2 separate regions of the Homo sapiens genome follow, and region 1 is linked to region 2. Evidence: chromatin contacts called from ENCODE Hi-C or POLR2A ChIA-PET data. All regions are on one chromosome and are shown on one strand. The core of a region is the stretch at or near the end of the contact, and the rest is flanking DNA. Distances in the headings are between cores, read along the strand shown. Region 1 overlaps LINC01374 (long intergenic non-protein coding RNA 1374). Region 2 has its middle 130 kb from the start of LINC01375.

Region 1 (6,434 bases), core at 1,088-3,587, 230 kb before region 2:
ACTGTCCTGGAGGTCTTAGCCAGTGTAATAAGGCACAAAAGGCATTCAGATTGGAAAAGAAGTAAAACTGGCTTTGTTCACATTTGGTGTGATTGTCTGCAATGAAAATTTTAAGGAATCTACCGAAAGTGAAAAAAAAAGTGAAAAATTGAACCAGTAAGTGAATGTAGCTAGGCCTCATGGTTCAAGATCATGATGCGTTTAATTGTACTTCTATATACTAGCAATGAACAACTGGAAAATAACCTTTAAAAACCACAACATTTGTAACAGCATAAAAAAGTACTGTAGGACAAATTTAATGAGAACTATGTAAGAGCCTTCTGCTAAAAAGTAAGAAATATTATAGAAAGACTTAAAGAAGGCCTAAATAAATGAAGAGATATTATAGCATGTTCATGAATCATAAAACACAATATTATTAAGATGTCCATTCTCCCCAAATTGATCAATGCAATCTCAATCAAAATATCAAGACTTTTCTTTTTAGAAATTAACAAGCTGACCTAAAAAATTATGTAGATATACAAAAGACCTAGCATAAACAAATTTTGAAAGATAACAGAAAAAAGTTATTTTAAAATTTACCATAAAGCTTACAGTAATCAAGACACTGTAATATTGATGTAGGGATAGGCAAATAAATCATGGAATGGATAGAAACCAGAAATAGACCTACATTAATATAGTCAACTAATTTCTGAATTACCAAAAGAATTAAATGGAAAATAGTGCTGGAAGAAATGACTATCTTTCAAGAAAACCAAAATGAACCTTGCTTCCTACCTCACTTATACCATCCACAAAAATTATTTCAAAATGGATCATAGGCCTAAATATGAAAACCAAATCTTTAAATTTCTAGAAGTAAACATAGGAGAAAATCTTCATGACTTGTGTTGACAAATATTTTCTAGAAAAGAAAAGTCACAGAAAGCAGAATCCAAAAAGGGCAAAATTGATAAAAATTGGACTTCAGAAAAATTTAAAACTTCTCTTTATCAAAAGACATCAATAATAGGAATAGATATGTCATTAACAGGGGAGAAAATAGTAAAAAATATTTAGTAAAAATCTTCTTTTGGGAATATATAAAGAACTTATACTTCTCAATATTAAAAAAAATAAAAACAACCCTCCCAAACTGCAAAAGTCTTGGCCAGAAAATTCATAGTAAAAAATATACAATGACCCATAAACACATGAAAAATTCTCAAATTATTAATCATCAAGGAAATAAAAATTAAAACCCCAATGGGGTATCACTACACATGTAATAGAGTGGCAGAAAGGAGAAACTGATGATGCCAATGTAATTAAGAGTGTGAAGCAACTGAAACTCTCAGTGTTGCTTGTGGAACCTTGAAATTGCATAACCTCCTTGGAAAAAGTGTGTCAGTTTCTTATAAAGTTAAGCATATACCTATCCTTCGGCTCTCCAAGGCATTTACCAAAATAAATGGGAGCACAAGGCAACAGAAATGCTTACAGAAGAATGTTTATAGTTGCTTTATTCATACTAAAAAAGTGTTAGCAACACAAATATTCTTCAAACAATAAGAAGAAATTGCAATATAATCATACAATGGAGTACTATTCAGCAATAAAAATGAAGGAGCTATTGATACATGTGACAACATAGACCTAGTGATAAATGTTTAACTAGCTTTAAATATATTGTTGATAACTTTAAAAAGTCCTTATTTGTAGTGTTTGCTGATTTCCATGGTGTAGTAACTCACACTGGCCCATTTCAACCTACCTATGAAACGTGGAATTGGAAAGAGGTGCTCAGTAGCATACCACTATACAGATAAAATGGTTGTAAGTAACTTCAAGAGAATATGTAATAAAATGTAGGAAATACTTAGGAAATAATGTCCTTTGATTATTATTTTTGTTTTTAAAATGTCATTTAATTGTAAGTTTATATAATTTAATTTTTGATGATAGTTTTTTTAACAACCAGCTCTCAGAGTTTCTGAAAATTTAGCATTCAGCTCTTGTGAACTGGTATGAGCCACTGGAAGAGTCTCACATAGTATGCTAAGTAAAAAAAAATGGTCACTAAAGAGTAAATACTGTATGATTTTGTTTACATGAAGCTCTATAGCAGGCAAAATGAATCTGTGGAGACAGAAATGCAGACTATTAGTTGTCTTTTGGCTTAGGGTAGGGGATGAGACCAGTTGGGGAGAGATATGAGGAAACTTTCTGGGGTGTTGGAAAAGTTTTGTCTTGATAGAGATGTATGTTTTTTAGCAGATGTTTTTGAGCTGCACACTTAAGTTTAGTGGATTTCTCTGCATGTAAACTCTATCCGAATAACAAAGAAAAGGAAAGTGAAACCAGCCATAGCAACAATAAGTTAATGAAACGGGGCCAATGTGTACACACACACACACACACACACACACACACACACACACACACACACAGACACACACTATCAGGCAAGCCAAAAGGGAAAACTGATCATGAGCAAAGAATATTGAGGTGTGAAAAAGTCCAAAATATTTGGTAAATCCTATTGGTTCTGTATGTCTGGAGCATAAGGTTTACTGAAGAGATGGCTAGAAAGGTAGGTTAGGGCCTGATCAGCAATAAATTTACATAGTGATCCATGATTGGGCCCCTGCTATCATGGTAAAGGACTAGATAGGAAATATGTTAGGCTTTGCAGGTCACATACAGACTCTGTCACATATTCTTTTTCTTTTTTCTCCTCCTCCTCTTCCTCTTCTTCCTTCTCCTTCCCCTTCTCCTTCTCTCTCTCCTTTTCCCTACTCCTCCTCTTCCCCCTCCTCCTCCTCTTCCCTCTCCTCTTCCTCTTCTTCCTCCTCCTCCTCCTCTTCCACTCCTCCTCCTCCTCTTCTCCCTCTTCCTCCTCCTCTTCCCCCTCCTCCTCCTCTTCCCCCTCCTCCTCCTTTTCCTCCTCTTCCTCCTTCCTCCTCCTCCTCCCCCTCCTTCTTCTTTCTTCTTCTGCCTTTCTTTTTTTCTTCTTTTTCCTCTTCTTCACAACTCTTTAAAAATATAAAGGCTATACTTAGTTCAAGGGCTATAGAGGAACGGTGGGCCAGATTTGGTCTGCACACTGCAGTTTGCCGACCCCTGTGCTATACTAAGCACTCTTGATGTATAAAAGAGGTCCCTCTAACCAGAACCAATACACAAGGGCTACAAGAGATATTTGGTGTGTTACAAACTGTTTTGAGAGCACACAGAAGATGAGAGTGACTCATTCCTCCTGGGGGATGTCTTCTCAGAAGAGGTGGCATTTGTGTTGGGTTTTGGAGGATGAGAAACAGTTCACAGGGAGAAAAGCAAGTTATAGAAAGAGCTGTGCCTAGCAAGAGTAAGGCTCTGGCATTTGGTAGTCATGTTATGTGGGGTAATGCTTGGCTGGTTCTGAGTTTATCTTTAGGATAGGTATTATTATAGCTATCCTTTTAACTTGGGAAGAAGTGCAGTGAAAGTTAAAAAAACGAAACAGAGCCCTACTTGAAAAAGTTTAAAGTGCCTTAAAATGTGATTGTTACCTCAGACTCTTCATCTTGCATGAGCTGGGATGACTCATGCCACTTATGTGTGCACAGTAATTGCTGAGATTACTGGGCTTATGGCAGGGTGTTTGGGGCCTAATTCTCAGCTCTCAAGAGGGGATGAAAGTGAGTCAGGAACAGACTTTGACTCCTTTTTAATTGTTATGTGAGTCATTTGCATATTAATCTAAAGCCTAATTTGTTCAGCTCCCTGCTTCTTAAAAGTACATGCCAAATGACTGTTTGGTGCTTTTTAGGGACAGTATCAGGGTCTGTTCCCAGGCATTGGGAGTTGAGAGAGGGAAAAGTTGAAATAGGACAAAATATAAACAACTAAGATAGAGTTTTTTTTCAATAGGCTGGAGGACCTCGTAGTAGCATCTCTGGGTGTGCTGTCCCCTTATCATTTCACAATGCCTGACATTCCAACACAATGGATTCAAGTCCTTCTTTTTAATTTTTATTTATTTGTTTAATTTCAATAGTTTTGGGGGTACAGGTGGCTTTTGGTTACGTGGATAAGTTCTTTAGTGATGATTTCTGAGGTTTTTCATGCACCCATCACCTGAGCAGTGAACACTGTACCCAATATGTAGTCTTTTATCCCTCACCCTCCTCCATCCTTCCCTGCCAAATCCTCAAAGTCCATTATATCCTTCTTATGCCATTGCCTCCTCATAGCTTAGCTCCCACTTTTAAGTGAGAACATATGGTATTTGGTTTTCCATTCCTGAGTTACATTACTTGGAATAAGGGCCTTCAACTCCATCCAAGTTGCTGCAAAGGCCATAGTTCCATTCAATTTTAAGGCTGAGTAGTATTCCATGGTGCATATATACCACATTTGTTTATCCACTCATTGGTTGATGGGCATTTACATTGGGTCCATATTTTGCAATTGCGAGTTATGCTGCTGTAAACATGTGTGTGCATGTGTCTTTTTCATATAATGACTTCTTTTCCTTTGGGTAGATATCCAGTAGTGGGACTGCTGGGTCGAATGGCAGCTCTACTTTCATTTCCTTAAGGAATCTCCATACTATTTTCCATAGTGGTTATACTCATTACATTCCCACCAGCAGTGTGAAAGTGTTCCCTTTTCTCTGCATCCATGCCAATATCTATTATTTTTTGATATCTAAATTATGACTATTCTTGCAGGTGTAAGGTGGTATCTCATTGTGGTTTTAATTTGTCTTTCCCTGATAATTAGTGATGTTGAGCATTTTTTCATATTTTTCTTGGCCATTTGTATATCTTCTTTTGAGAATTGTCTACTCATGTCCTTTGCCCACTATTTGATGGGATTATTATTATTTTTTCTTGCAGATTTGTTTGAGTTCCTTGTAGGTTCTGGATATTAGTTCTTAGTTAGATATATAGTTTGCAAATGTTTTCTCCTACTCTGTGGATTGTTTTTTTCACTCTGCTGGTTATTTCTTTTGCTGTGCAGAAGGCTTTTAAATCAAGTCGTTCTTTAAAATGAAAATAGCTTTTGAGGGGAAAGGGGTGGGAAGTGGGACACCATACACTAGTTTTTGGTCAGAAAAATGATTTAGTGTATCAGTTCCAGTAAACAATGATGGTGTAGACATTGGATACTGAGCAGATTACCTGAGTCCAAATTCTTTGTGCAAATTCTTTAGCCTTTATGTTTCTCCATTTATTATACTGACATGAGGATAATGATGATGCTATCTAGTAGTTGCCATTAGGATGTAATGCACAACAATATGTCAGGAACATAGTGTAGTGCCTGCCTGGTAGTAATAAATGTTAGCTATTATTATTATTTCTCATTAATGTCAAGTGGCAATGGAGGGATAATTTTATAGCTGGAGCTGAGAGTGGCGAGAGGGAAAAGTTGAGATAGGACTAAATATAAACATCTAAGTTACAGTTTTTGTGTTTTTTTTCCCACAGGCTAGACCTAGCATCACTGGGCATGCTATTTCTTACTGTGTGCCAGTGTTTCAGACCAGAATGATAGATGCCTCCTTCACCCCTCTCTGGACTAATGGGCGATAAAGATTTTGTAATGAGACATGGAGAGATTGTTCTGTTTCCTACCTACTGCATCTGGTGTTTGCTTAGTTGACTGTCTTTTTTTCTCCAGGCAGTAAGTTACTTGAGGACACGGACTTTGTTGTATCAATCTTTTAAATATTACCACTAGCACAGAACCACTGAGAATATATTTATTTCTAAATAAAATATTCCTTGAATGAACAAATAAATAAATCTTCATATTTAATTCTTGAGGAAATCAGTTGTCTATATGTGTAGGCAGATATATTTAGATATTTATGTTCACAGCTAAATTTTTAAATAATCAAGATGATGCTAAATTCTATGTGCAAACTTGAGCAGATTCCAGAAATACTTACTCTGTTACTGGTCAGTGAAATTCACTTCTCCTTCAATTCTAGAGAAAACAAAAATCCCAAGCAAAATGATACAAGCCATTTAAACTCTCAAAAGTCTCAAAAAGTAGAAATGTTACCCACTGGAGCATAAGATGAACCAATTGAGGATGAGGATTTGAGAAATAAAATGTTTCATTTTTATCGACAGCGAGCCAGTATGATATTAAGACAAAAGACAGCCCTTGATGAAAGAGGCAGTCAATTCTATCTTTGAGAATTCAGTTTTAAAAAAACCAGATTAACTGGTGATTTTCCTGAAGTGACCTGTCAATTTGTTCCGATAGGTTAATTTGGTAGAATCAGCCTCAGATTGGTTTTTCAGCGTGTACCTTAATTGTATTACTTTTCAGCAAAATATTTCTGTCAATCAGAAAATGTTTTTAGAATTAACCTGCTTGCAACGCTGAGGTCAAGGAGAGCGGATCCCAAGGACAGCAGGGATCTCTATATATTGTGCACTAGGGAG
Region 2 (6,214 bases), core at 2,599-5,098:
CAAAAGAGTGTATGGGTTGGCACCACGGGGTGGATAGGCAAAACAATTTGGTTGATAAGGTGCAGATCCTGAACTAACTTGTAAGGCTTGTCTGGTTTTAGGACAGGTAAAATGGGGGAATTGTAAGGAGAGTTTATAGGCTTTAAAAGGCCATGCTGTAGCAGACGAGTGATAACAGGCTTTAATCTTTTTAAAGCGTGCTGCGGGATGGGATATTGGCGTTCAGTGGGGTAAGGGTGATTAGGTTTTAATGAGATGGTAATGGGTACATGATCAGTCACCAAGGAGGGCGTAGAGGTATCTTATACTTGTGGGTTAAGGTGGGAGGATACAAGAGGAGGATGCAAAGGAGGCTTTCGATTGGGAAGAAGGGCGGCAATGAGATATAGCTGTAGTCCAGGAATAGTCAGGGAAGCAGGTAATTTAGTTAAAGTGTCTCAGCCTAATAAGGGAACTGGGCAGGTGGGGATAACTAAAAAGGAGTGCTTAAAAGAGTATTGTCTAAGTTAGCACCAGAGTTGGGGAGTTTTAAGAGGTTTAGAAGCCTGGCCGTCAATACCCACAACAGTTATGGAGGCAAGGGAAACAGGCCCTTGAAAAGAAGGTAATGCGGAGTGTGTAGCCTCTGTATTGATTAAGAAGGGGACGGGCTTACCTTCCACTGTGAGAGTTACCCGAAGCTCGGCATCCGTGATGCTCTAGGGGGCTTCCAAGGCAATCGGGCAGTTTCAGTCTTCAGCCGCTAAGCCGAGAAGATCTGGGAAGGAGTCAGTCAGAGAGCCTTGGGCCAGAGTTCCAGGGGCTCTGGGAGTGGCTGCCAGGTGAGTTGAACAGTCCGACTTTCAGTGGGGTCTTACACAGATGGGACGCGGCTTAGGAGGAATCCTGGGCTGCGGGCATTCCTTGGCCCAGTGGCCAGATTTCTGGCACATGTAGCAAGCTCCTGTGGGAGGAGGTTCTGGAGGAACGCCTGGCCGCTGCGGTTCAGGCGTTTGGAAGTTCTTGTGTGCTGGAGATGTGGCTGGGGTTTGTCTCACAGTGGAGGCAAGGAATTGCAACTTTTTTCTGTTATTGTACACCTTGAAGGTGAGGTTAATTAAGTCCTGTTGTGGGGTTTGAGGGCCAGATTCCAATTTTTGGAGTTTTATTTAATGTCGGGAGCAGATTGAGTAATAAAATGTATAGTGAGAATAAGACGGCCTTTTGACCTTTTAGGGTCTAGGGCTGTAAAGCATCTCAGGGTTGCTGCCAAACGAGCCATGAACTGGGCTGGATTTTTATATTTGATGAAAAAGAGCCTAAACGCTTCTGATATGGGATAAAGAAAAAGGAGCATTAACCTTGACTATGCCTTTGGCTCCAGCCACCTTTTTAAGAGTAAATTGCTGGGCAGGTTGGGGAGGGCTAGTCACGGAACGAAACTGTAAGCCAGAGCAGGTGTGAGGAGGGGAGGTGATAAAAAGATTATAGGGTGGAGGAGCAGAGGCTGAGGAAGAATTGGGACCTAGCTCGGCCTGGCGAGGAGCAGCCTGGGGAGGAAGGGAGAGGTCAGATGGGTGTGTAGAAAAGGAAGATTAGAAAGACTCATCGATGCTTGGGGTTGGTACTGAGGGGACAGGCGGGAGGGAAAGAAGGAAGATTTGGGACGAGTTGCACTGGGCACAGAGACTAGGAAGGGACTGATGTGTAAAAGAATGCCTGGACGTCAGGCACCTCAGACCGTTTGCCTATTTTATGACAAGAATTATTTAGATCTTGCAGGATGGAAAAATTCAAAGTGCCATTTTCTGGCTATTTGGAACTACTGTCGAGTTTGTATTGGGGTCAAGCGGCATTGCAGAAGAAAATAAGGCATTTAGGTTTTAGGTCAGGTGTGAGTTGAAGAGGTTTTAAGTTTTTGAGAACACAGGCCAAGGGAGTAGAAGGAGGAATGGAGGGTAGAAGGTTGCCTATAATGAAGGAAGCAAGCCTAGAGAAAAGAGAGAGTAGAGAAACAGAGGGAAGGGGTTCGGAGGTTCTTACCTTCCAGAAAAGTGGGAAAAGGGGTTGGGGTGCAGAGATAAGAGGTTGGGGTGCAAAAATAAGGGATGGGGTGCAGAAATAAGGGGTAGGGGCATGGAAATAAGGGGTCGGGGCACTGAAATAAGGGATTGGGGCACAGAGATACGAGGTTGGGGTACTTGCCCTCCTCTAGAAAAGCGGGACTTGCCGCTAAGAGTGAAGGAGAAGGGGTTGAGGGGTACTTGCCCCTGCCCCAGGAAAGCAGAGAAGGGGTAGAGACAAGGAGAGAAGGGGTTGGGGTACTTGCCCCTTCCCCAGAAAAGCGGGACTTGCTGCTAAGGGTGAAGGACCAAGGCTGGCATCCCTGCGTGGTCTGACACCTTTGAAACGTGGGTGAATAATCAGAGAGGTGTCCCTCCAATGATTAAACACCAAGGGAAGGCTGCCTTCCCAGCCCGTGACCGGCACTGGAGTTTTGGGTGCACAGATAAAACGTATCTCCTTTGTCTCTCCCAGAAAATGAAAGGAATTGAAATTAAGAGAAGGGAGAGATTGACGAGTGGAAAGAAGAAAGTGGTTGAGGGACAGTGAGAGAGGTTGGAGAAGAGAGAAGAGGCCGCTTACCTGATTTAAAATTGGTGAGATATTCCTTGGGCTGGTCGATCTGAGGACCTGAGGTCATAGGTGGATCTTTCTCACAGAGCAAAGAACAGGAGGACAGGGGATTGATCTCCCAAGGGAGGTCCCCTGATCCGAGTCACGGCACCAAATTTCATGCGTGTCCATGTGAAGAGACCACCAAACAGGCTTTGTGTGAGCAACATGGCTGTTTATTTCACCTGGGTGCAGGCAGGCTGAGTCCGAAAAGAGTCAGTGAAGGGAGATAAGGGTGGGGCCGTTTTATAGGATTTGGGTAGGTAAAGGAAAATTACAGTCAAAGGGGGTTTGTTCTCTGGTGGGCCGGAATGGGGGGTGGCAAGGTGCTCAGTGGGGGTGCTTTTTGAGCCAGGATGAGCCAGGAAAAGGACTTTCACAAGGTAATGTCATCAGTTAAGGCAAGGACCGGCCATTTACACTTCTTTTGTGGTGGAATGTCATTAGTTAAGGTGGGGCAGGGCATATTCACTTCTTTTGTGATTCTTCAGTTACTTCAGGCCATCTGGGCATATCCAGATGCAAGTCACAGGGGATGCGATGGCTTGGCTTGGGCTCAGAGGCCTGACAATGACTTGAACCCCTTTAAAGAATTTAGGACAAAGTCACCACTCACCCCCTTTTGGGGTGTTTTGTTTTCTTTGTGGAGTTTCAAGAGTCATGGGCAAATTCTTTTTAGGTCTAAAGCTCTGTTTTCCTATATTGCATGATTTGACCTCTTTGGCTTTTGGAGTGCCAGAGATGACTTTTCACTGTGAGGGAATTTGACCTTGGCATGTATAATGGTGGATGAGAATTAGGATGAGAACAGGAAGTGGTCTTGGCTGTTTTGTTTTTCTTTTCTCTTTTAGGAAGTTGTTGTTTATGGATTCTAATTCTAGTTCAGAGATGCATTCTAAAGGGCCTTCTCTATTGCTTTTTCTTCCAAAATTAATCTTAATTTGATTTGTCTGTGAGCATTTGCATGAGGAACTCAACTGTTGTTTTCATGGGTTAATGAGAGACTGAGTTTTCCCAGTGCTAAAGAAAAAGGGCATTTGCTCCTTCCAGCCAAAAGGTACCCCTGGGTGACCAGGGGTCTTGTGGGAAAGTCTGGGGTGTTGATCCCCTACTACATGCTGTGATCCTGCAGGAAAATCCCCAACAAAAATTGATTTTAGAAAGTGAATCATCCAGGAAACGCATATAAGTTCTGAGACATGTAAGAAGGTGTAAATGACTCAGTGGTGACACACTGTGGAGCCTTGCCCACAAAAAGCACATATCAATCCACCACATGAAAACCATAGGCCATAGCTCAGTTCCTCCTTTTAAGGAAAAAAAAAAAAAAAAAAAAAAAAAAGAAAGAAAAAGAGCAGGAAACAAATAATCAAATAATGAGGAGAAAACAAGGGGAATGACCCCCTTTTGATCACTCTGTAGGTTTTATGGCACCTCTACTTGCCAGAGAAAAATGGAAGTAATATGGTCTTTGTGCACATTTACATTAGGGAAAAAGAGCCTTAAGGTTGACCCACACATTAAGAGTTCCTAGGTTTCCCTTTTCTCTCTTTTCTTTTCTGCCTGCTTTAAATCTGCTGTTACTTTTCTACTGAAATAAAAACCACTGTTTGGACTTAACAGTTTTTTTTTTTTTTTTTTGCAAGCTGACAAATTTGCATTTATCTGATGACTAAAGTACTGAAGTAAAAACAATAGAATCTTTGTGTGTATGTGTGTATGTATATGTGTACGTGTATATATTTGAAGGCCTTTATAAAAGACTTCTATAATTGTATGTTCAATTGGCAATTAAATTTGTTTTAATTTCCCGCTAGCCCACCAGACTTTCTACCTTATGATGCAAATTTTGCTATCTTATTTTTCACCCAGTTGTTTCCTTTAATATGCAAATTTAAGGCTATTAAGCTGACAACTGCCTAGGGTAAGATTTTTAAAAAAGGGAAAAAAAGAGGTCTTTGTGAATCTGTAAGACGCGCTTCTATCAGCATGCCTAATGCATCGGTATATTTATGTGTTGTGTACACAATGTTTCACTACTAAAATTATATAAAAGAGCTCTAATTAATTGGCTTAACAAATAATAAAAGTGCTTAAATCAGATACTAAAGAAAAAAGAGAACTTTTTCAAGTTCACCTGATTTAAGTAAAATCTTTAATAAATAAGCTGACTTTAAATTATTGGTAAAATAATATTAGAAATGTCTTAAGAATTTGCCAACATACTTTTTTTTGCATTTATTAATCACCCAATTTCATACTTATCCCTGCCAAACACTGTAAGGTGTCAAAATTTGGCATAGGGATTACAAAACTATACACCCAACCCAAAACAGAATGATCTTTGCTTGTGTAATCTTTAATAGATAAGACATTGATATTAGTTTAATAAAACTTGTTACATCTTTAATTTAGTAAGATTATCATAATTTTTTTTTTTTTTTGAGATGGAGTCTCAGTCACCCAGGCTGAAGTGCAGTGGTGCAATCTTGGCTCACTGCAACCTCTGCCTCCTGGGTTCAAGTGATTCTTGTGCCTCAGCCACCTGAGTAGCTGGGACTACAGGCACCCACCACCACACCTGGCTAATTTTTGTATTTTTAGTAGAGACAGGGTTTCACCATGTTGGTCAGGCTGGTTTTGAACTCCTGACCTCAAGTGACCCACCCACTTTGGCCTCCCAAAGTGCTGGGATTACAGACATGAGCTACCACTTTCAGCCGATTACTATAACTTTTAATCTTGTAGCTTTAGGCAGTCTAGTCCAAAGGCAATAAGGTTTGCTGTCATCTTTGTTACAAAGCTGAACTGTAAACTAAGTTCCTCCCAAAGTTAGTTCGGCCCGCACCCAGGAATGAACAAGGACAGCTTGGAGGTTAAAAGCAAGATGAAGTCAGCTAGGTCAAATCTTTTTTACTGTCTCAGTTATAATTTTGTAATGGTGGTTTCATAACTTAAAATAATGACTATCATAGTTTTCACAAATAATCTAGGTAAACAAAAGAAAACTGTGTAAATGTAATAGGATAAATACTTGTAGAGAAATTCATCATAATATTTGGGTATTTGCTAATGAAAATATAATTGTAGAAAAACATTCTAAAAAATAAAAAGTTGTGTCCTTTTAAAAATGGTGAACAATCTTTGTCTAATTCAAAGCTTATTTAAAGATCATGTATAAAACAAGGTAAAAGAAACCAGAAAATAAAAAAAAATGTAAAGAAAGTCATAAAAATAAACAGGTTTTTTTTTCTTTTCTTTTTTTTTTTTTTAGTAAGAAAGCTTAAAGATAAATAATTTCATTAAGAAAGAATCTTGTATAGTAAATTTAGTCCTAGAGTAAAATGACTGGCTGTTTTAGAAGGAGGGATGTTTAGGATAAACCAGAAAGTCCAGGCATGAATAGTCTGTGTAAGTCCCAACAAAAGGATTTATATATTTTTTTAAAAAACAAACTTTTATACGATCAAGTTGTCACATTACTATTAAGTTTTAGTTTGCTCAGAAAAAAACTAAGATTAAAAAATTTTTAAATTAAGATGATTACATCTGAGTATCT

Evidence for each region. A loop is a pair of places that touch in the nucleus more often than their neighbours do. ChIA-PET counts read pairs that join two places held with the same protein, here RNA polymerase II (POLR2A). Pooled maps may share reads with other maps.
Region 1: a pooled map shows a loop between it and region 2 (7-fold over the local background). The contact joins two enhancer-like sites. A Hi-C loop is called at or near these places in 6 of 50 pooled maps. POLR2A ChIA-PET finds 5 or more read pairs at or near these places in 2 of 52 experiments (BJ and activated B cell).

The regions. Positions count from the first base shown.
Region 1 is chr10:89,858,539-89,864,972 of GRCh38, forward strand. The region is part of intron 1 of LINC01374 (long intergenic non-protein coding RNA 1374); the gene reads left to right. Among named protein-coding and RNA genes, the nearest start is that of LINC01374, 7.8 kb to the left of the region's middle. Within about 2 kb of position 2,338, at least 5 of the 41 ENCODE cell types and tissues checked have a DNase peak (open chromatin) inside an H3K27ac peak, as active enhancers do.
Region 2 is chr10:90,083,568-90,089,781 of GRCh38, forward strand. No RefSeq gene overlaps it. Among named protein-coding and RNA genes, the nearest start is that of LINC01375, 130 kb to the left of the region's middle. RefSeq lists an enhancer at 2,765-3,444 and a silencer at 3,825-3,914. Within about 2 kb of position 3,849, at least 3 of the 41 ENCODE cell types and tissues checked have a DNase peak (open chromatin) inside an H3K27ac peak, as active enhancers do.